5 separate regions of the Homo sapiens genome follow, and regions 2, 3, 4 and 5 are each linked to region 1. A link is an interaction called in ENCODE POLR2A ChIA-PET data of the cell type or tissue named here. Cell type or tissue: MCF 10A. All regions are shown on one strand. Each heading gives the region's core, and the rest is flanking DNA. Links, peaks and the distances in the headings are about the cores only.

Evidence for each region. Peaks named below come from ENCODE experiments on the same cell type or tissue, not always from the same donor. Only the 100,000 strongest peaks of a DNase experiment are listed, where the experiment ranks them.
Region 2: POLR2A ChIA-PET joins it to region 1 with 14 read pairs; 4 of 35 experiments call an interaction of 5 or more read pairs at or near these places.
Region 3: POLR2A ChIA-PET joins it to region 1 with 39 read pairs; 2 of 35 experiments call an interaction of 5 or more read pairs at or near these places.
Region 4: POLR2A ChIA-PET joins it to region 1 with 10 read pairs; 2 of 35 experiments call an interaction of 5 or more read pairs at or near these places.
Region 5: POLR2A ChIA-PET joins it to region 1 with 13 read pairs; 6 of 35 experiments call an interaction of 5 or more read pairs at or near these places.

What each region holds. Positions count from the first base shown.
Region 1 is chr13:45,053,272-45,058,051 of GRCh38, forward strand. LOC107984596 (a long non-coding RNA gene) reads left to right here. Exons shown (of 3, transcript XR_001749861.1): 2 at 1,012-1,367. Among named protein-coding and RNA genes, the nearest start is that of GTF2F2, 65 kb to the right of the region's middle. RefSeq lists enhancers at 2,214-3,413, 3,143-3,437. In MCF 10A, for the core only: no CTCF peak of the experiment used is centred there; DNase peaks (open chromatin) are centred at 2,470 and 3,240.
Region 2 is chr13:45,160,998-45,165,777 of GRCh38, forward strand. All of the region lies in intron 4 of GTF2F2 (general transcription factor IIF subunit 2), which reads left to right. Among named protein-coding and RNA genes, the nearest start is that of KCTD4, 38 kb to the right of the region's middle. In MCF 10A, for the core only: no CTCF peak of the experiment used is centred there; a DNase peak (open chromatin) is centred at 2,004.
Region 3 is chr13:45,192,295-45,197,074 of GRCh38, forward strand. The region is part of intron 4 of GTF2F2 (general transcription factor IIF subunit 2); the gene reads left to right. It overlaps KCTD4 (potassium channel tetramerization domain containing 4), which reads right to left. Exons shown (of 2, transcript NM_198404.3): 2 at 559-2,460. The coding sequence starts at 2,273. The coding sequence ends at 1,494. Among named protein-coding and RNA genes, the nearest start is that of KCTD4, 6.4 kb to the right of the region's middle. In MCF 10A, for the core only: a CTCF peak has its summit at 2,437; DNase peaks (open chromatin) are centred at 1,947 and 2,417.
Region 4 is chr13:45,203,896-45,208,675 of GRCh38, forward strand. It overlaps GTF2F2 (general transcription factor IIF subunit 2), which reads left to right. Exons shown (of 8, transcript NM_004128.3): 5 at 3,529-3,610. LOC124903168 (a long non-coding RNA gene) reads right to left here. Exons shown (of 3, transcript XR_007063780.1): 3 at 4,585-4,780. Among named protein-coding and RNA genes, the nearest start is that of KCTD4, 5.2 kb to the left of the region's middle. In MCF 10A, for the core only: no CTCF peak of the experiment used is centred there; DNase peaks (open chromatin) are centred at 2,606 and 3,296.
Region 5 is chr13:45,237,505-45,242,284 of GRCh38, forward strand. The region is part of intron 5 of GTF2F2 (general transcription factor IIF subunit 2); the gene reads left to right. All of the region lies in intron 1 of LOC105370190 (a long non-coding RNA gene), which reads right to left. Among named protein-coding and RNA genes, the nearest start is that of KCTD4, 39 kb to the left of the region's middle. In MCF 10A, for the core only: a CTCF peak has its summit at 2,868; a DNase peak (open chromatin) is centred at 2,087.

The DNA of each region.
Region 1 (4,780 bases), core at 452-4,451:
AGCCTCAAACTCCTGGGCTTAATCAATCCTCCCACCTCAGCCTCCCAAACAGCTGGACCACAGGCTCGTGCCACTACACCCAGCTAATTAGCTTTAAAATTTTGTAGAGACAGAGGTCTCATTATGTGACGTAGGCTGGTCTTGAACTCCTGGCCTCAAGAGATCCTCCCACTTCACCCTCCCAAAGTATTGAGATTACAGGCATGGGCCACAGAAGTGACTAAATATTTAATACAATAATTTGGCCATCCATGTAGGTCACCTATGTCCATGTGTGTGTCTTATGCCCACCTTGCCCTCTGCTTCTCTCCCTAAGGGAGCATGGAAGATTATGGTTTTTATAACCTCATGATGGCCAAAAAGAGTTGGGGACTTCAAGAACATAGGCAGCATCTCTTTCCTTCATAGTGCCCCTGGCAGGGCTGGCATTTGAGGCTGAAATTCCATGGCTATCCTAGTCTAACTTAGCTTGACCTGGCCCAGGGGTGCTGCCTGGACTATGAACACTTACTGGGTCCCCTAACACAGTCAAGTCTGTCTGTGTTTCCCATTCAACCCTGGCTTGAGTGCTGTTCACTGCACAGTTCTTTGCTGTGGAACTACTGCTCCTCCATTATGTCAATCTCCTCAGCTAAACTCTAGATTTTATCTGTAACATACTGGCATCAAGGGAGGCTTTAAACAACTAACTCTCAGAGACTGTCCAAGATGAAATGGGTGCACCCGGGAGTCATTCGAAATACTTAAAAGCCAGTAAAGTACAAGCACCATACAATCAGCATGGAAACTGGTCCTTATGAATCAAAACTGGCTGCAACCTCCCCAAGTGGCTCTGTGAGTGCAGAATGGTACAGGGGCATCCTGTAAGAAGGCCCCTATCCTCCCCTGATTTACTGTATACTACCTGCTCTCCAGGCACGTTTCTGCCCACTCTGTTTTCCCATCTCACTCCTCTTGTTCTCTCCACAGTTCCTCACACCTCAAAAGGCTTTTATTTCATTTATCACTCAGTTTTTAGGTGCAAGGAACAGAACCGACGCTGCTGGACTTAAGGAGCAAAGGAATTTATCAGAAGGATATTGGATGGCTTGCAGGAACCTGAGAGGCCCAGAGCCAGGCACTGAGGCTCTGCAGCCAGGAACAATTGCCCACAAGAAAGCCTTAGAAACACTTCTGTGCTGGACCCCACAAGTTCCACCACTGACAACACGGGATCAATAATGCGGCTACGGTCACTGCCATCATCTGCTCTGTACCGCACCTGCTTCTTCCAAACCCCTGATTTCTCATCAATCAGGGTTAGGGAAGATGTCCCTGACTGGCCTGTGCCTTCAGTTGTGCTCAAGGAGCTGGAAAAGCAAGATCTGGTACTTTCTGATTCTCTAGTGGGAATGGGTTCTGCTCAAATAGAGAAAGGGGCTTTCAAGGTTGGCCTGTCAGTATGACTAGCACACTCTACTCTTCCCTCCTGGTTTATTTTCCCACTATAGATAGAGTGGTACTTATCTAGCTGTCCTAGCCTTAAGGGGTGGGAATGCCAGGTTTACAAATAAAAATACAGGTCAGGCACAGTGGCTCACGTCTGTAATCCCAGCACTTCGGGAGGCCAAGGCAGGCAGGTTGCTTGAGCTCAGGAGTTCGAGACCAACCTGGCCAATGTGATGAAACCCCATCTCTACTAAAAACACAAAAAATTAGCCAGGCATGGTGGCACACACCTGTGGTCCCAGCTACTTGGGAGGCTAAGGCACGAGAATTGCTTGAACCCAGGAGATGGAAGCTGCAGTGAGCTGAGATCGCGCCACTGCGCTCTAGCCTGGGCAACAGAGTGAGACTCCCTATCAAAAAAAAAAAAATACGAGATGCCCAGTTATATTTAAATAAACAGCAAATTTTTTAGTGTAATTATGTTCCATGCAATATTTGGAACATATTTATTCTAACAAATTATTCATTGTTTATCTAAAATTCACTGGGCATTCTGCATCTTCTCTGGCAGCTCGCCTTAGGAGTATCTTCTCTATGCTGCACTGCCTTTTCCTAAACTGAGCCAGGCCCCGGTTTCTGAGTGTGATAAAGATGCTGAAGTGCAAAATCCACCTTCAAGATGAAAGCCAGCTGCCTGATCCTGGTTTTGAGTGCCAAAAATTCGAAATTACCCAGTCTTTCTCTCGGCTTTCCTCCCATAACAGATGTGCATGTTCCCTAATCAGACAGACGCCTGGAGCCAGCTAAAGTACAGGTTGTGTCCTTGGGAAAGTGAAGGAGAAGCACATTAAAATTTAAAAAAACGATTACCCAGTTGCAATAACTAAAAGTAGAGTAAGTGGTGCAGAAAGATTTCATGAATTTTTATACTGGGCTCTCTCAAATTCCAGTACCTCAAGTTTCCTGTGACTCACACTTTACAGGGCTTTAATAGGTGGTGAAGCTATAAAGTAATGAAACTGATTTTCATGTGTTACCACACATACATGGAGATGAGTCAACAACTACTTTTGCTCTCACCTCCCACGTCCCAGGGTGGATCCATTACTCAATTGCCGATCTGTTCCTTTAATTCAAAAAGGCAAATGATTTTCAAAGCCACTGCATTTCAATATATTATAGACAAGATGCTAAAACTGTTTCCTAAGCTTTCTTAAAATTATAAATAACACAAACGAGGCACACAACTTTGCCAAATTCTTCTAAAGCAACCCACACAAAGACTTTACTCATTTACACAAGTCTTAGACGAGGAATAATTAGACCTTCTCAAACCAATGTCAGCTCTCTCTGGGCTGCCAGACAAACCACCGTGGGATGTTTCCAAGCCACAGAAAACAAATGGTATCTGTGAGAGCTGGTGCTCGTGCTGGAATATCTTTCACTAGCCAGGCTCCATTCCTTGGGAAGAAACCCCATCTATGCTTCTCCTTAAATTAAGCCTTTTTTCAATTCCTCAAACATGCCTTGTCCTTCCCATTTTGGGGCCTTTGTGCAGTGTTCCTCCTTCTGGAACCCTCTTCTTTGCTTCATCCAGTGACCTGTCAGATCTCCGCTCAAAATCATTTCCTCTGGAAAAAGTCAGTTCCCTAAACCTCCTCACCCCAAGCCCTGTGGCTGGATCAGGGCTCCCTGTTACATGCTTTCAGAGTTCATGCTGCCACTCCTTCTTAGGCTTATAAGGCTATTGTTGTGTGATTTGGGGATTAAGGCCAACTCCTGTCTTACTCAGTCATGGATGTTTTGGCTGGGTGGCTGCTTGTCCGAAACCCCATCTCCCAGCCTTCCTTGCAGCTAGGTGTGGCCTCGTGACTGGAATCTAGCCAATGACTGCATTCAACTTCTGAGTGTAGCACTTAGAAGGAAAGGAGGGGAGCCTCCTTTTTTCTGTTTCTCCCTTCAACAGCCTGAAGGCAAATGTAATGGTGAACTGATAAGGGACAGGACAGCAGAGGGACAAAGGGAGCCTGGGTGTCCATCACCATCAATCCACCAGACTAGCTCCACTCACTATCTGGATTGTGAACCTGAGAACTGCACGACTTTCCTGGTTTGGTGGTGGTGGTGGTTGTTATTGTTGTTTGGAGACGGAGTCTCTGTTGCCCAGGCTAGAGTGCAGTGGTGTGATCTCGGCTCACTGCAACCTCTGCCTCCCAGGTTCAAGCGATTCTCCTGCCTCAGCCTCCCAAGTAGCTGTGATTGCAGGCGCATGCCACCATGCCAGACTAAGTTTTGTTTTTTGTTTTGTTTTTTGAAACGGAGTTTCTCATCACCGAGGCTGGAGTGCAGTGACGCGATCTCAGCTCACTGCAACCTCCATCTCCTGGGTACAAGTGATTCTCCTGCCTCAGCCTCCCGAGTAGCTGGGATTACAGGTGCCTGCCACCACACAGGCTAGTTTTTCATATTTTTAGTAGAGATGGGTTTTTACCATGTTGGCCAGGCAGGTCTCGAACTCCTGACCTCAGGCAATCCACCCACCTCAGCCTCCCAAAATGCTGGGATTACAGGCGTGAGCCACCACACCCAGCCTAAGTTTTGTATTTTTAGTAGAGATAGGGTTTTGCCATGTTGGCCAGGCTGCTCTCAAACTCCTGGCCTCAAGTGATCCACCTGCCTCAGCATCCCAAAATGCTGGGATTACAGGTGTGAGGCACCATGCCTGGCCATGACTTTCCTGTTTAAGCCACCGTACTGAGTCTCATGAAAGTAGCCTGTATCTAGCAAATGCAGATTGGAACCCAGAGCCACTTGATCTCAGAATCCAAGCTCTGAATGACCACCACATGATGTTTTCCACACCATGGGCCTCTTCTCTATTATACATGTTACAATACATCTTAACATTTCACAGATCATATAGCAGACCACTTTGATGAACGTGGGGCTCACTTCCTGGATCTGTACTAGATCCCAGAGTGAATATGGTGCCCTCCAATTCATGCAATTCTCCTGCCTCAGCCTCCCAAGTAGCTGGGATTACAGGCATGCACCACCACACCTGGCTAATTTTTTGTACTTTTAGTAGAGACAGGGTTTCACCATGTCGGCCAGGCTGGTCTTGAACTCCTAACCTCAAGTGATTCACCCACCTCGACCTTCCAAAGTGCTGGGATTACAGGTGTGAGCCACTGTACCCAGCCACGTTGTATGTTTGCCATACTTTTTCCTTCTCACTCAATTTCCATCTATGTTTTTAAACCCCTGAGAGTCTCTGATAAGGTCCTCAGGACCACCTTTGTTTCTATTATTATTAATAAGTAACTTGGTTCCCAGCGTGCCCTCACCCCTG
Region 2 (4,780 bases), core at 415-4,414, 110 kb after region 1:
GCCATTTGGTGTCACAGAATGTTAAAGGATGCATACTCAAGGGTTGAAATTTAATAAAAACAGTTTTTACTGTTCATCAAGGACATTGTGAAGTGAAACAGACTTTTTAAAAAATTGCAAGTGCTAGGTGGTGAAGAATACACCTAGCACTTTAGTGTAGTAGCAAAACAGTGATACAGTTTTGGTACCATTTGGCCTCAATTTGTGGTGGTACCAGTAGCCTTACCCACCGTTGCTTTTGCACTATTGGCAAATATCAACACAGTGAAAAAGGTAATTAAATATTTTAAGAAAATATTTTGACCTTGTGGACACCCAAATGATCTTGAGGACCCCTGGGGATTTATAGACCATACTTTGAAGAATGCTAATTTAGTGTGTGGTAGTGTGAAAAGATTGCAAGCTCCATTTTAAAATACCTGGTGAAGTGTTGATCACTTTTTATTGGGATGGCCTACCTAATAGAGACACTCCTCCCCCCAGTGCTTCTTAGGGGAACCTCATGCGTAACACTGAATTGCATGCCTGTTTCAGTGTTTATTGTTGGTTTTAAGAATACAGGGGCCGGGCACCGTGGCTCAGGCCTGTAATCCCAGCAGGTTGGGAGGCCAAGGTGGGCAGATCACCTGAGGTCAGGAGTTCAAGACCAGCCTGGCCAACATGGTGAAACGCCGTCCCTACCAAAAATACAAAAAATTAGCCAGCTGTGGTGGTGAGTGCCTGTAATCCCGCCTATTCGGGAGGCTGAGGCAGGAGAATCACTTGAACCCAGGAGGCAGAGGTTGCAGTGAGCCGAGATCATGCCATTGCACTCCAGCCTGGGCAACAAGAGCGAAACTCTGTCTCAAAAAGAAAAAATGAATACAGTACATATTTTTTTAACCAGATTTGAACCACTTTTAAACTATTTCTTTTAGGTATAGTTTACACTTTTAGGTATTTATTCCACTTCTGTTGGTGGATAACCTGTCTTAATAAATCTGTATTAAATAAGATAGTAAATACAACCTGTCTTTGTATTTACTATCTTATTTAATTCTCCTCACAACTCCACGAGGGAGGGACTTTTAAAAAATCTTCATTTTGCAGATGATATGACAGAAGCTCTAAGAGATTGTGTGACTAGCCCCTATTTCCTGATATTTAGAAATATATGTTAAAACAGTCTCTTTAAGTAGGTAATAGAAATCCTGCTAGGTCTGCCTGGATAGATGCTCTGTGGTGACTCCAGCTTGTCTCTTTCATCACTGCATTTCACAGGGCAGCCATCTTCAAGTCCCATTCACTTTGGCAGCTAGTGGTTCTTTCTCACTCCGCTAGTAAAGGCCCTATGGAAGGAGTAAGGAAGCTCTGTTTTTTGCTTACTCCTTTGAGTAACAGCCTTGCCACTGAACATTTGGAATCATACCAGCTTCTGACAATCTTATACTTGTGAGGAGGAACAAACAGGAACAAAAATATATGAGTTTAGTGTTTATTTCCTGAACTGCCACCAAGGTTGTGACTGACTGCAGAGATTTAGTTTTGTATTTTACTGCCAACTGCCTGAGCCAGGTCTGCTCTCTGAAAAGTTAAACCTAATAGCAGAAAATGTTCCTTTATTTAGTGGCCAGAAAGAGATTTGTAAAAGCAGTGTTTGCACTCTTCATATTCAGGTATTCATGCATAAATATGTGGTAGCTTTAATAATCTGAGGTTGGGATGAGGAGGATTAAAAGAAACCGCAGTGTAGGATAATATTAAGGTTTGGAATCACAAACTTATTAAAACTTATGATTTACTCTCCAGTTTTTAATTGTGAAATATTTCAAACCTACAGAAAAGTATAGTGAATAGTTTAACCTATGCCTAACAGCTGTATTTCATAAGTGTTGACATTTGCCATATTTCTTTAAAGCTAGAAAACATTTTAGATTTCTCCCCACCCCCCACCCCCTAACCCTTACCTCACTTGCTAGAGGTAACTGTTGTCCTGGAGTTGGCGTGTATTATTGTGACTCATTATGACTAGTCTGCAATTCTCAAAACAAAATCTTTATAGTTTAACTGGTGGAAACTAACCAAGTTCCTTGGAGATGTGTTAGGCAATGTGCTCCAAATTTCTAACAATTGTGGAAGTCCAGTGTTTAGCTTGAGTAGAGATTTTTTTGTGTCATACCTGGAGAAAATGACAGGCTATACAAACATATTTCTCTTCTTCCTTTTGATTTTCTGTAGCTTCCAGTTTATAAAGTCGGTTCTTTGTTTTGATTCATTGTATACTTAAGATCTTAGGAAGAACTTGGTTTCTTTGTAAAACCAAACCTAACTTAGTAAAATCAATTAAAATGTAAATTACTTCAGCGTGGGCAACATGGTGATTCCCCATCTCTACTAAAAATAAAAAAAATTAGCCAGGCATGGTGGCGCACGCTTGTAGCACCAGCTGTTCTGGAGGCTGAGGCAGGAGAATTGCTTGAACCCAGGAGGCGGAGGTTGCAGTGAGCCGAGATAGCGCCACTGCACTCCAGCCTGGGCGACAGAGTGAGACTCTGTCTCAAAAAAAAAGAAAAAAAGTAAATTACTTAGTCGCGGTATTAAAACTAAGTAATTGAAACAATTGTAATTTTAAAATACTTTAATTTTAAAAATTTCATTTCCTTTGGCTTTTTCAAATAACATTGCCACTATTTTTAAAAACCTCATTCAAGGTTATAGTAGCATGATTTTTTCTCTAGTTCTTTGAGCATAAGGGTACCATTATCAAAATTTAAAGTGTAAAAAATGCCATGTAACTGATTTTTCCCTCTGCAGTATAGCATTACATTATAAAAACAGAGACAGGTTATTTGGTTGCCTTTGTATTTTTATCACTTAGAAATGTAGTCTATTGAGGGCTGGATGTGGTGGCTCACGCCTGTAATCTCAGCACTTTGGGAGGCCAAGGTGGGCAGATCACTTAAGGCCAGGAGTTTGAGATCAGCCTGGCTGACCTGACGAAACCCCGTCTCTACTGAAAATACAAAAATTAGCCAAGTGTGGTGGTGCGCATCTATAATCCCAGCTCCTCAGCACACATCTGTAATTCCAGCCAGGAGTTCAAGACCAGCCCGGCCAACTTGGCGAAACCCCGTCTCTACTAAAAATACAAAAATTAGTCCAGCGTGGTGGCAGACACCTGTAATCTCAGCTACTTGGGAGGCTGAGGCACGAGAATCACTTGAACCCAGGAAGTGGAGGTTGCAGCGAGCCAGGATTGTGCTACTGCACTCCAGCCTGGGCAACACAGTGAGACAGTCTCAAAAAAAAAAAAAGAGAAAGGTAGTCTGTTGATATGGTGATGGCACTAGTATAGTAATTCCCTTGGAACAAAGAAGAAAAGAAGGTAAGACTTTAAAACTGACCTATTTTTTTAAAAAGCAATAAAACATGTCGATTTACTGAAGGTTTTCAAGTAAAGAAGTAGCAGCCCTAGTGGCCAGGTAGTGGCTCATGCCTGTAACCCCAGCACTTTGGGAGGCCAGGGTGAGTGGACTGCTTGAGCCCAGAAGTTAGAGACCAGCCTGGACAAAAGAGTGAAACCCTATCTCCACAAAAGATAGCTGGGTATGGTGGCATGCACCTGTAGTCTCAGCTATTTTGGAGGCTCAGGTGGGAGGATCACCTGTGCCTGGGATGTTGAGGCTACAGTGAGTACAGTGATTGTGCCACTGCACTCCAGTGTCAGTGACAGAGTGAGACCCTGTCTGGAAAAAAAAAATAGTAGTTCCTTCTCCCTCAGCATTACTAGTGTCACTTTTGGGGTACCCAGTGCTGGTAAAAAGGCTATACAACAAAAAGTTGCATCACAGCAGAATGGGAAGGGTTACCAAAAAATGGATTAGAGACCTACACTTGAACTGTGTTCTTGATTACGTTGGTTCTGATACAAAGTGCCTAGAACCATTTTACATTCTCATAACTATTTGTTTGGAAGAATTGAAGGAAGTTTTAATTATGGCATATAGATACACAATGTTTACATCTTTATTAAGCAATGATCTTGTTACGCTATAGCTGCTATAGCTGTTTTATTAAGCGGACAGATATAGGTAACCTGTTGAGCACTTATTTTATTTGCTATGATGAGCACTTACACAGTGTGGATGCAGAATCAATTTGTGAGGTACTAGGCAACATTAAGAAATAAAGAGAAATAGAATGGAAAAAATATATATAGATATCTATATATTCATATATATGTGGAATAGAATGGAAAAAACGGAGAAATAGAATGGAAAAAATGTATATTTATATATAATATATACCCATTATCCATTAGATTTATATCTAAAATATATATATATATATATATATTTTTTTTTTCTTTGAGACAAAGTCTTGCTCTATCGCCCAGGCTAGAGTATAGTAGCACAATCTCAGCTTAATTTAATTCTTTAAGTTCAAATTTAAAGATTCATATACAGTAAAGAGAAAAATGAAGTATAAAATTGAAGTGTGACCGATTTCTCAGCTGTATATTAGTAGAGAAGATTTACTTGTAGGATTTTTCATCAGGAAAGAAAATAAACCTTTCTTTCCACTGCCCTCGCCCCCCCCCGCCGCCCGCTTTTAACCTTTTCATTCTGGAAAATTTCAAAACATATGCAAAAGTAGAGAAATAGTACAGTGAACTTCCATATACCTATCATTCATCTTCCTGTGAAGATGGCAAATAGTCATTCTTGTTTCAGCTATACCCCAGTCACTGCCTTTGTGTACCTCACAGGATTATTTTAAAGAAAACCTCAGAGAGCATATC
Region 3 (4,780 bases), core at 431-4,430, 140 kb after region 1:
GTAGAACAGATTTTAAAAGGTTTCTTTTAGCATATACAGCCAACTTTTACATTACATTAGATGTTATAACTAGAAGTCAGTTATAGTTCTGGAAATGAACATTAGCTTTACTTATTCTAAGTTTTTATGAGTCATCAAACTTTTGGCATATATGCTAATTTATGTAACCTCAGTCAAGATTTTCAGACATCTTCTTGAGATTATTAAAATTAAGATTTAGTTACCAGATTTAATCGTTTAATTTTAAAAGAGCAAATTTAAATATATTTTGTTCTTAGAAGTTAAAGAACAAGTGAAATGATTTAGCTGTCCTTTGCAGGGGGAAAATACACTCATTTAAAGTTAAGTTTGTAGACTACTTCATTGAAACGGCCATACATAAAACGTAATTTTTAAAAATAATTTTTTGTTTGGCATGAAGTAATGTTAACTCACTGAGTCTGAGATTTAGCATCCAAAAAGGTATTGAAAACAATCAAAGTTCTTTCATAAGAATAATGTTTAGTGATGTTCATTTAATATTTTTGAGCTTGAAAAATGAACAGATACTTAGGATGATTCTGAAAATGAACTCCTTTATTATTCTAATAACAGATACTCTATTGAGACTAAGTTACCCATGCTTTGTGGGAACTCAGCCTGCAAAGAATTGAATTTGCTGGTTTTTGTCACTTCCAGGACCAGCCAGGGTTCCTGTAGCCTGCCGGTTGACATCAATGCATAATTTTATGCAAAATCATCAAGTGGTACTGTTTGCTTTTAAAGTGACCTGTAACTTTTTATTATAATCATTAATACAATCAAAGAAGGTAGCAGTGCTTTTATTTACTTTTTATTGTCATCAAGCAGTTTTCTAGGAATTTTCAGCAAAATACCAATTCAGCTATAAGTCTAATATGAAACACAGGAACTGTGAATATAAGCTTTTGGTGCTTGCTATGGAAAAATCAAATCAATAGCTTTAATGTCTTCTTACAATCTCATTTTGTTTCACTATAGCTCTGTTTTAGTTAGATCTGCACATCTGTTTTGCTCCAGGTAGTTAATTTTGCCAGTTCAGTTTCTCTGTAGATTTTTGCCATAGTAGAAAAGGATTTTAAATATTAATAGCCCCTTAAAATATTTTATTACCATTTACTTAAATGAACGATAGATAATGTACATGCTTTCTTTTTTGTGCAAATACCCAAGACAATCTGAATTGAAAGACAGCTTAAGGACAAATAAATAGCAAAAGCTTTCAGTCTTTATTTACAGTATATAGAAGGTTACTGTTTTCATTTTAGGTGGAAGAGTCTGATCAGTAGGAACACCCCAGAGGAAGGACATCTTTAGCGATAGAATTTACATACCGTTAGCTCACAGTAATTGATTAGTAGCAGGGCTCTGTAGTACAGAGCTAGCTGGGCATGTTATTTGGGATGTCTTTGATGCTGTGGTTTTCCGAAGCTTGCTGGCTGCATGCTTGTTGCCTTTGTTCGTGACACAGGTAATTACTTGATAAAATGAAGTGCATCGCTGTGAACAATTGACCCTTTGGAACAATCCAGGCTGGTCAGCAGTCTAAAGCCACACTTTAAAGCCATCATGATAGCCTCAAACTTAAGAGTTTCCAAGGTACAGACAAAGGTGTTGTCTTCCTTTAGTACAAGTCGAGTGCCATTTTCAGACTTTATGAAGTATTTAAATTGGATGATATTTGACGATATTGAAAACTCCTCTGGAAATCCATCCAGCCTGCTTTTGGACACCAGAACAATGCGAGACTTTATTTTTGATATGAAATCAGGAGCATTACAGAAGATTCTTAATCCTTGTGAACGATCGTGGTTATCTGTTATTTCCAAGAAAGTAGTCTCTCTGGGTGTTAGCTGTTCTTTCTCCCACCTGGATTTCACTTCCTCTGCCAGTCCCTTGAGCTGAAAGAATTCTGCTTCTTGTGCAAGAAGTTGATTTTCTCGAAACCCTTCGGGCAATAGAAGTTCTCCATTTCGTAGGAAGTTTAGGACATGCCTGAAGAGGAGACCATCCCTGTCTATGAAATAATGACCATCAGCATCAAACGGGCAGAGGATTTTTCCATTTACTATACCTTCAAGGAAAGTGTCTGGGTACTTGGTCAGTGTTTGTTTTTGAGTAATGTATAAATATCCACCAACGTTGAGGGTCATCAGTGTGGATTTGCAGTTCTTTCCTTGATCAGTATCTTCCAGGCTGTTGTGTTTCCCTTCATACTCCTTTTCTTTTTCTCTTCTGTTTATTTTACGCTCCATTTTTTGAAGATGCTATTTCAGCTTGTTCTTCTTGGCTTTGAGATTTTTTAAAAAGAGACACTACCACACAAGCACGCCTTTATTCAGCCCCAGCCTGGTGATGGAATGGAAACGCTGGCAGCATCGCCTGCGCTGTCAGCTCGGTTTTGCAGTAGGTGGCGTATCAGCCTATGTATGCAGGAGCTTTCTGGAGTAAGACGGAAAAGAGAATTTGCATTTAACTGTATCAGGGAAGGGATTTGTTGTGAAAGGATTTTCATGTCTATCCTTTGAAGTAATAAGAGTTACTCAGAATAAATTGAATTTCCTCTTGTCAGTTAAGCAGATCCAAATGTTTAATTCTTCATCCAAATGTGAATGTTTAACTATTTCTAAATGCCTAAGTTATTTTTTAATCAGGCAGGCTTAATGTTGAATAATATTGTCATCTTTTGGAAAATAATGTATATTGATTTAGTGTCATCTTTTTAAAGTAAATTTAAGTAGGAAACATAAGGTGAAAATTCTAGGTGTATACAATTTTCTTTCCCGGAAAAAGTCACACATTTCAAAGTATTGTAGTCATTTTTGAGACACAAATAAGAATACTTAACCTGCTACTTGTGACACTGCACTTGAATTTAATTGGATTTGCATATGATTCTGATTTGGAGATCTATGTTAAAGGATGTTAAGAATTTTTTTTATTTTTTATTTTTTATTATTTTATTTACCCTAAAAGTAAAAAAAAAATCAAATAGGCTTTACAGTAATCACTTAATTTTTTTGCTTAAGATTTTCTGTGGAAAATTCATGAACTTGTTTCACTCGGAGCCTGCTTCTGTGCTGAACAAAGACTTGGACAATTATAGAAAATACTGTGACTGTGTATGTGCATGCATGTATATACCGTAGGAAGATAGGAGAAAGATCTAGATTCAGAATACCTACTACAAAATAGTGTCATGGGTAAGTTAGTTTCTTGTTTGTTTGTTTGTTTGTTTCACAGTGGGCAAAATAAATCACCAAAGCCTAACCTTGTTTTTCAACTTGGGAGCTGGAACAGTGTGAATGATGTCACCCTCCACTTCTCACATCTTTTTCCTCTTTCCCCTATAACTTCCCTTCCAAAGCAATTTAGGGTTCTGAGGTTTCACTTCTAGCATTTAAAGGCTCAGTGGTAAGAAATGTAAACATTGTCCCCAGTACACTATTATTTGGCCTATCTGCTAAATTATTCTGGGAAACTACATTGTTTTTTGTTGTAGTTTTAGTTTTTAATTTATTTTTGTAGAGACAAGTTTTTGCCATGTTGCCCAGACGGGTCTCAAACTCCTGGATTCAGGTGATCTGCCCACCTCAGCCTCCCAGAGTGCTGGGATTACAGGCATGAGCTACTGCGCTGGGCCACACTGTTAAAAGTTAGACTTTAGTTTATATTTCTCTTGCATTAAAAGTATTTTAAAATTATTTAACTGTATGTTGACATAGGAATATTGGAAGAGATTCTTCTAAAATGCATACTTCTTATTTTCTTTAAACAATATTAGATTTTCAGGTATAAAAAATTATATTCTTATAGTGATCTTGAAGTTAACATTTATGTATTATTGAGATCAAAAGTTCGTTGAAATCGAACTAGAAAACTAAGGCATAATGTTTTTAGAGCTGTGTTTTTGCTTAGAGACTGTGAAATTCAACTTCCTCATTTCACCAAAGATAACATTGCATTCCAGAGAATTTTTAGTATTTTATCTAGGACTTCACAGCAAAGCCAACATTTTGACTAAAACGTCCTTTACTCCTGCAGCACTTAATAAGACTTACTCTTATATTCTGACAATCTCATGTTTGTCTTGATTTTGCTTTTTTAGATTAAGTCTTTTCTGTCAATACAACTTTTTAAGAAATACTGAATAGATTTTGAGGGAGAAGGGATACAACTCTGGAAGTACATTCATGGAATTCTTGTGTTACCATTACAAATAGTCACTGCACATGAGTAGCATCATATAATAGCAAAATCAAAAAGGCATAACAATTTCATTTATAGGTATAGTCCTCTTTTTTTGAACTTTATAGGATACCAGAATTAGTACAACATAACTGTAGTATAGTGATGGAGACTGTGCTAGCATGTTCTTGTTTAAATAAAGTGATGTGGATAGATACTATGTACTCTGGGTCTGCTTCCTTACACCCTGTTTGGCCTGTCTATAGATGTCTTCATGGGAAGCCCCAATGCTGTTGCTGTTGGAGGATAGGCTTCCATGAGGTGATGAGAAGGCAGGAGTGAGTCAGGACAGCTGGAAGTGGGACTGCTGACCTTCAGTCATCACCCCAGGGCCACCTTACACTTCCTAGCTCACTCACTTTTGGTTTCTCCTGCCAGGTTTTCAAAACCACTGATGAGTGCTCGTTTCTGCAGGCTTGCCTGAACAGACTCTGAACCATTCCATCTTGTGCCTCTTCTCCTTGATTGTTTTTTCTCACTCTAGACTTCACTCTGGTGTTCTTCTGCAAAGTTG
Region 4 (4,780 bases), core at 237-4,236, 150 kb after region 1:
GCAGCTCTCGAAATGTGGTCTGGGAACCACTGGGCAGAGGGGTCCCCGAGATCCTTTCAAGGGATCAATGATGTCAAGACCATTTCTATAATAATGCTAATGGCTTTTTTTTATTTTTTCACTCTCATTCTCTAGAAATTTCTTAATTTTAGTTTCTAATATGGTAGATATCAGCAGTTAAAACTTATAAACAGGTTTTTTGGGAGTCTATACATTTTTCCTTTTAAAAACATTTAAATTTAGGTTTTTTAAGCTTATTTTTAATTGACAAGTAAAATTTGTGTATATTTATGGTATATAACGTGATGTTTTGATATATGTATATGTGTGGAATGGCTAAATCAAGCTATTCATATCTATACTTTTTAACTAATACATGCCACAGAACGTTTAAGAAAGTCTACGCTCCTTGAGGGTAGGAGCCGTGTTTCATTTGTTATTCCTGATGTGCTCTTGCATTGTCTTTTACATAGTAGGCACTCAGTAAATAGTTAAGAAATGTGTGAGAATAAAATGAATTATTTTTCAAGTATTTATGGTCTTTTAAACTGGGTCAACAAACTAGCTTTAAGTAAAGGTTTCTATATTAATGAATAGGATCTATAATTAACAGCAGTAATGTGCAAGTGGGTGCTTTTAAATACTTTTAAAATAAAATTTAATACCTTTCCTTTGAAATCTTAAGCAGTATTTTGAAAAAGACAAGAAGTGTGGTTTAGTGGAAAGAATATGAGAATGTGTTCCTATGAGGCTTTAAAAAGAGAGCAGGCAAATCATGCCTAGGGGGCTGCATCAGGAGTAAATTGGCCTTTTAAAAATGTATTTAAGAAGAGAAGGGGAGAAAGGAAGTGAACAGAGATGTCAGGTTACTTAGGAACATCCAGTGGATGGGAAAATTCGTTGCTGATGAAGACTTTTCCATTCACTTTGAGTAGCATTTGGAAGCTATTTTAGGTTTGAAAAGAAGATATGATAGAAAATTATGGTTTGAGAAAGTAAATGTTATTGCTCTGTGTGAGTGACCTTGACTGAAGAATAGTGAGGAGATTGGTGGCCAAGTTGTAATGGGCAGTTGCTGTGGACCTGATTTCTACCCTTGAGCTGTCATATGGAGAAGGTTGATAGCACAAACCTTTAACTGAAAGTTAAATTCAGCCTGTCCACCTGGAGTAGGTACTGCTAAATAAGTGGGGAGCATTCACTTAGTAAAAGGTAGCTATATTAGTCCATTTTCACACTGCTATAAAGAAATGCCTGAGACTGGGTAGTTTATAAAGGAAACAGGTTTAATTGACTCACGGTTCCGCATACCTGAGGAGACCTCAGGAAACTTACATTCATGGTGGAAAGCAAAGGGGAAGCAGGCACCAAGGTGGCAGGAGGGAGAAGTGAGAGCACAGGAAAAAGCTGCCAGTGAGAACTCACTCATTATCACGAGAACAGCATAGGGGGAACTGCCCCATGATCCAGTCACTTCCCTCCCTTGACACGTGGGGATTATAATTTGAGATGAGATTTGGCTGGGGACACAGAGCCAGACCATATCAGTAGCTCTTTTAGTTGCAACATTAATAAACGTGGATATGTGACTAAATTATTTGCAGGGATAGTAGTCTAGATTTATTTTATTTATTTAGTTTTTTGAGACGGAGTCTTGCTCTGTTGCCAGGCTGGAGTGCAGTGGCACTATCTTGGCTCACTGCAACCTTTGCCTCCTGGGTTCAAGCGATTCCCTTGCCTCAGCCTCCTGAGTAGCTGGGACCACAGGTGTGTGCCACCATGCCTGGCTAATTTTTTATATTTTAGTAGAGACAGGGTTTCACCATGTTGGCCAGCATGGTCTCGATCTCCTGACCTCATGATCTGCCTGCCTCGGCCTCCCAAAGTGCTGGGATTATAGCTGTGAGCCACCGTGGCCGACCTAGATTTATTTTTTTAAAGGATTAATTGTCTTCCTTTATTGGACTTTCCTTATGCATTTAAGACATTTGATATATCAGATTTTCCCAAATCTTGCTATTGTTGTGACGACTAAAGAATTTTTCTTGATAGAACTTTCAGCTTCAGCAAGAGCCAAACTTGAATATAAGCTTTTTGCTTTAAGAAAATTCAAATTTTAATTTTATTAAAGACTTTAATGAGAGGAAATTATTTTTAGAATTTAAACTTTATTATAAAATAATAACGGCTTTTAAAATATTTTCTTCCTGCCATATTTTGGTATAAGGTAGTCATGCTTCTCATCATTGCTTTTTCTGCATCTTCTTGAGATTTGTTGCATATGTTGCATTAAGGGACCCTGGATACATTGATTATATACGGTGTGCTTGTAATTAGTTCGTACAGAGTCTCCTAGATTTTGGAGACATCCAAAGATCACTAAAAAAAGATTTTTTAGTATAAATATGTAGGCATGGTTCTATACACTTTCTGCATTTTGATCAATTTATCTGTCTCCCCCAGTGAACTGTATGCTTCTTGAAAACAGTACTGTGTCTTAATCATCTTGATTCCACAATGCCTAGATGGGGCCTTTTGCATAGCAGACATTTTGCTAATGTTAGTGGAATGAAGTAATTCTCTCTGAAAAGATGAATCATAAATGCACTACTCATGAGCCAGGGAATTTCCTGAGTCTTTTCTTAAAACCCAGGTGAATTCTTGTGGAAATATGACTGTTTCTAACCACAGTCATACATTTCCAGGGTATAAAGCTGGTACCATTATGAGACATTTATATGTGTATTATACAATAAGGTAAGGTCTGTCAAGTGACCACACCACAATGCTTGGTGGCCAGTAGGCACACAATAGATGCTAGCCTTTGTTTCCTTTTTCTGATTCTCCTAGGTTTTATGTCAGAGTCACTATAAGAATTACTAAGGATAGGGGAAATTGCCTTTCTGTTTGGACAAATATTCATAGCAGTTAAAGATTCTGTTTTGACATGCCCAGATTTAGAATTCTGCAGGAAAACAGAAGTCAGAGCAGCTGGCAGGCTGAACTGGTACACAATATAACCCAGACAGTAGACCTGCCCAGTGTCACAGTATTTTCTGGGCTGGCTGTTTTAGTCACAAGGTACTTGAGAATTTTATTCACATACACAAACACACACACACACACACACACACACACACACACACACGGTCTTTGATTTAGTGGTTTAGACTAGCTGTGTTTTCAGAAGTTACTTCTTTGTCAAAGACGATAGCCTTTATACTCTTTAATTTGATTTTATGCCCTTTTAAGCTACCTTATTTAGAAGGAGCAGAGTGTATAAAAGCTGTTCCTGGCAAAGGGCCACAGCAGCCTAATAAACAAATCTGACAGGAGCCCAGTTTGTTACTAAGCCAAGAATAAGGCTTCTCTCTGTTCTGACCAGTGAGATTCCTGAAACTTAACTATTTTTTCTTGATTTTTGATATTAATTATATTTGATTGTCATATTACTGTGTTTAGTGTGTCAAAATACAGTCTTGAAAATGATAAGTATTATCTCTGAATCCTTTTTTTTTTCCATTCAAGATAAGCTGTCATTGGAAGGAATAGTGGTACAAAGAGCTGAATGCCGACCAGCTGCCAGTGAAAACTACATGCGATTAAAAAGGTTGGTGTTTTGTAACTCCAGAATGATACCTGATATTTCCCTTTGGGGATTGAGATACGTGTGTTATATCGCCTATTGACTGCATTAAAACTGTGGTTATTGTTGAGTGTTTGCTTCAAAAGCTGTTTGGTTTTAAAAGCAAGTAAGAGTTTCTTTGGCACTAAAGAAATTTCAGTATCTGGGCTGTTTATTTGAGGTATTTTAAGCTACTTTGTTAATACATCCTGGAATCAAAGTTTTTAAACTACATTTTCTAGTTGTCTTTATAAATTTTGATTCTTTAAAGACATGTATAAGATCTTTGTAATATTTTATTTTCCAGGGCTGTAATTTTTCCATAATAAATATGTATCCGAAATACTGTAACTGGGCCAGGCATGGTGGCACATGCCTGTAATCCCAGCACTTTGGGAGGCTGAGGTAGGTGGACCATTCAAGCCCAGGAGTTTGAGACCAACCTGGGCAACATGGTGATATCCTATCTCTACAAAAAGATAGAAAAATTAGCTGGGCGTGGCTGAGGTGTGAGGATTGCTTGGGCCTGGGAAGTGAAGGCTGCAGTGAGCTGAGAGCATGCCACTGCACTCCAGCCTAGGTGACCCAGTGAGACCTTGTCTCAAAAAAAAAAAAAAAATTGTACTGTATAAAGCAAGTGTAGTTGCCAGAATATCGTCCTATTCTCTTGATCTATAGAGAAATTTTTATAAACATATATACTGTGTTAGAGAGTTTGTTTCAGGATCTTCCCCTGCCCCCTAAATTTTTATGTGGTTAACATTTTGTAATTAGTATTTAAAAATGCTGATTGTAAATTCTTGATACCCCAAATTTTATGACGTTCAAAGAGTCAGCAATTTTTTAAGCCCTGAGGAAATATATTATACCTGTTTCATAGTTTATTTTTAATGTGTTTTAGCCCCATGTGATTTAGAATTATACTTTTTTTGTTCATTCATTCAGTACTTACTGTCTGCCAGGTGCTTTCTTAGAAGTGAGAGAAATAGCTGTAAACAAAGCAGGCAAAAATCTCTGCGTTCGTGGACCTTCCATTGTCGCAGATTGTAGGTACACTGAATCGGTAGTGGAGAAGACACTGCTGAAGTAGTGGTAGTGGCCTGTTGGATATCAGCATTCTCATCTACATAAGAGGCCAGTTGAGCTGGATCATCT
Region 5 (4,780 bases), core at 239-4,238, 180 kb after region 1:
TACTGAATACATACTATGGGACAGGCCATTTACTAAGTGTTTTATAAAGGTTATCTCACTTATTTCTGTTATAATTCTCATTGTTTTCCATGAGAGCACCAAAGGACTAAAGAAGTTGAATAACTTGACCAAGGTCACACCTAGGGATGGACCTGTAACTTAAAATCAGAGCTTGGTTTCAGACCTGCCATACCATGGTACATTCTTTTACTCTAAGTATTATTTAAGGCTATTCTGTATGCCATGAATTTGCTTTAGTCTCTGATTTTTAATGCAAAGTTACTGGCATGGATCAAAAACAAAAGATACTTCATTTTTGCTCTCTTTAATATTGAGTTATAAACATTACTGGTTCTTCTGATAGAAAAGCTTTCATCCCCACTCCTGGGAACCATATCAAATTATTTAGGCACTTTATTTGGAGTTAGAGTTTGAAAAGGTTTCTGTTTGTTTGTTTGTTTGTTTTTGAGATGAAGTCTCACTCTGTAGCCCAGGCTGGAGTGCAGTGGCGTCATCTCAGCTCACCGCAACCTCTGCTTCCCAGGTACAAGCCATTCGCCTGCCTCAGCCTCCAGAGTAGCTGGGATTACAGGTGCACACCGCTGCACTCGGCTGATTTTTTGCATATTTAATAGAGAAGAGGTTTCACCATGTTGGCCAGGCTGGTCTTAAACTCCCAACCTCAGGTAACCCACTCACTTCAGCCTCCCAAACTGCTAGGATTACAGGCATGAGCCACCACGCCCGGCCTGAAAAGTTTTTAAAGAATGAAACTCAAGTATTTTCTCATTCATCATCCATTGGAGTTTAAGGTGATTTTATTTCTATCATGGAAAGAATAGCCACTTGGTCATGTATTGAGGAGTAATAAATGGTCCCTGATCAGCTCAACGTTTTTTCCCCTCATATATTTCTGCTTTATGCCTGTACTAAAATAGTGTCTAGAGTGCGTGATTAACAGGAAAAGCATTAGCAGTAAGTTTCTTCTATCACATGCTGTCCCTTATGCCTCCCCTCCCTCTTCCCACTCCCTTGTTCCTCTTCCCTGTCACACACACATTTATTTTGGAATCCGAACTTTCGAGATGAAAAGCAGTTTACTTTCATAAAGTAGCATGACACATCATGCCTGACTTGAAGTAAAGAAAAAAAAAAAATAGTCGGGTGCAGTGGCTCACGCCTGTAATCCCAGCACTTTGGGAGGCCGAGGCAGGCGGATCACCTGAGGTTGGGAGTTCGAGACCAGCCTGACCAACATGGAGAAACCTCGTCTCTACTAAAAATACAAAATTAGCCGGGTGTGGTGGCGCATGCCTGTAATCTCAGCTATTTGGGAGGCTGAGGCAGGAGAATCTCTTGAACCTGGGAGGCAAAGGTTGCGGTGAGCCGAGATGGCGCCATTGCACTCCAGTCTGGGCAATAAGAGCGAAATTCCATCTCGAAAAAAAAAAAAAAAGGAAAAAAAGGAAAAGAAAAATATATATTGCAGTGAATAAATTGAAAGTAATCAAAATGTATAATTATTTGGACAAAATCTCCAGGCAGTACAGTCTTAGGTATCTTGTTGCTCACAGATTCATGAGAAGCAGTTGTTAGGTGAGCTGCCTGCCTCCCTGGCCCCTCCCCAGTTTGGGCATCTGTGTGCTTGCTTGCAACCAGAGTGCTGGTGACTTAGAAGTAACGCCACTGCTTAAGGTAAAAGTATCCCCTGAACATACCTTCAAGTTCCAGATAAAGAGATTTCAAAAGGAAAGAATCTAAGAGATAAGGAAACTACGTAAGATAGTAGAAATGTTCTGATCATAAGTTAAGATATTTATATTTTGGACTGTTTAGTGGAAATCTTGTGTTGTCTAGCTAACAGAGGTAATATAGTGACTCTCTGGAATGCTGGTGATATACTCTTCCTAAAGAAGTGATAGTTAGGCAGTGGATTGACAGTCTTACAGTGTTTCTTTGAAAAACAGAAGTTGGGCAGTAATTTAAAAAAATAAAACAAGACAGGCACAAAAAGACTCCATTAGTCTGTCATCTATTTGACCTTACTCAACACATACCAAAAACTTGTGGGTGCTTGTTGTTTCTAACAGAAATCTTGGAGAAAACCAAGTCCAGTGTGAATCATCATTCCCTCACTGGGCATAGGCCCTTTCGGAACACATTTGAATCAGATGTATAAGAAATTACCCAAAACTGTAAGCTGCCGTATTTTTATGGCATATAATGGACATAGTGTGGACATTATATATTTTCTTAAATAGCTATAAATATTTTAAATTGGGATAGTATATATTTAATAAGCTTTAAAATATGCCTGCATTGCTTCATTATATCTAAGATGCAATTATGATACAGGTGATGAACACAAAACAAGGAATCTTGAATTTTTTCCCCCACTCTGCCCCTTACAAGCTTTATGGTCATGGGCATGTCACAATTCTGCCAGGACTTAATTAGGGATTTGAATTATATGAGAATATAGAAGAATTCAACTCAGTATTAAGTCTTTCACTAAGAGGGAGCTATTAGGTTGAATCTTATGAAGATGCTAGTTTTATATACCAAAAATGTTCCAATTTCTGTATTATGTAGAGGGATTTTTTTTTTTTTTTTTTTTTTTTTTAGTTCTTAGCCTGAACACCAACTGCCATGCACTCTCCTAAGAACAATCTAGGAGAGCCCATCAGCCAACTCATGGATTCACCTTAGGATGGGAGCATGGGGATGGAAGGGAAGGGAATTGCTTTTCCTTTCATAAGACTGTAGTCTTGATGCCAGTGGTTATTTCCCACTTGTGTCATGACTTTGCTGCTTCTAGTAATAACTCTTTGTTGCTGCTTTGTTTAAAACAAAAAACCCCTGGAATATAGATATATATAGATCAGGACAGCCAACTAGTGGCCTGGTGTAGCTAGTGTATGTTTTTTTGGTTTTGAAAGGGTTTTCTGTTGGTTTGGTTTGGTATGGGAGAATTGCTCATTTTAAAAATTGAATTAGTTAGCAATATTTGTTAAGTGATTTCACAGAAAATTATAATTACTGGCCGGGCAGAGTGGCTCACACCTGTAATCCCAGCACTTTGGGAGGCCAAGGTGGTTGGATCACCTGAGGTCAGGAGTTTGAGACCAGCCTGGCCAACATGGTGAAACCCTGTCTCTACCAAAAATACAAAAATTAGTCAGGCATGGTGGTGGGCGCCTGTAATCCCAGCTACTCAGGAGGCTGAAGCAGGAGAATCGCTTGAACCTGGGATGCGGAGGTTGCAGTGAGCTGAGATCGCACCGTTGTACTCCAGCCTGGGTGACAAGAGGAAAACTACCTCTCAAAAAAAGGAAAGAAAATTATAAATTCTTGTCTGAGCATGGTGGCTCATGCCTGTAATCCCAGCACTTTGGGAGGCCCAGGTGGGCGGATCACTTGAGCTCAGGGGTTTGAGACCAGCTGGGCAACATGGCAAAACCCTGTTATTACAAAAAAAAAAAAAAAAAATTAGAAAAAATTAGTCGGGTGTGGTGGCATGCATCTTTTATCCCAGCCACAAGGGCAGCTGAGGCAGGAGGATCAAATGAGCCCAGGAGGTTGAGGCTGCAGTGTGTCGTGATCATACCACAGACCACTGCACTCTCCAACCTGGGCAACAGAATGAGACCTTGCCTTAAAAAAAAGTAAATAAATATAAAATATATATATATATATATATATCTGCATTCTTAAATAGTTAGAAGATCTGATAATAAACACTGTGCCTACATTCCTACAGGGTGATAAACAGCTAGAGCTGAGTACTTGCTACCCACCTGGGGTGGAGCATATTCTCTATTTTCTGGTTCACTCTAGCCCCAGCTTCTCTCTCTTATGTTCTACTGCACTGGACAGGCCCCTGTAGACATTTGAGTTTGTGATTCTCTTCCACCATCCAATAGATTTTCTGCAATGGTAGAAGTGTGTTATATCTTTGTTGTCCAGTATGATAGCCACTAGCTACATGTGGCAATTAAGCACTTGAAATGTGGCTAGTGTCCTTGAGGAGGCGAATTCTTAATTTTATTTATTTTTAATTAATTTAAATAGACACGGCTAGTGGCTACCATATTGGACAGTTCAAGTCAATAATGGAGTATTTTCCTTTATTGGCTATTTCCTACAGAGTGAAAAGCAAGCCTTAATGCATTTTATATCTATTCTCTTAAATGCTGAATCTAAATGTTAGCATATATTACTGTAAGCCTTATGATTTGAAAACCAAATAACCCTCTCTGATGAAATGGAGCCTGAGACTTTTCTTCTTTTTTCCTCCTTATTTATTTATTCAACGCACTGGGTTTTACATGCCTGTTCTGGGCCCTAGGCATATGATCATGGTCCCTGTTTTCATGAAGCTTACAGATAATTAATAAATATTTGTAAGAGATGCTTGCCCAAGTAATTTAATATTTACTATCTGTAATCCCTTCAGTAGCCCTGCCAGATAAGGATATAATACATTTACTTGTTAATTCCAAGCCCTAAAATTTCCTCATTGCCACTTAGATTCACTTCTAATAGATTGACGTATACTTACTATTGCAGTCCTCTGAAAAGCATCTTACTCCCAAAATATTGAAACTTCCTATAAAGGTGCTGTTTTAAAGCTAGGCTTCTTCATATCTTTTTCATATTAGTAAATCAGCTCAACCCTCACCCTATTACTTCACCTGGCCTTTCTCCTGGCCTTCTGTCTGCCTTCCAAGCTGCGTCTTCTGCTGGCACTTCTTTTTTTTTTTTTTTTTTTTTTTTAACT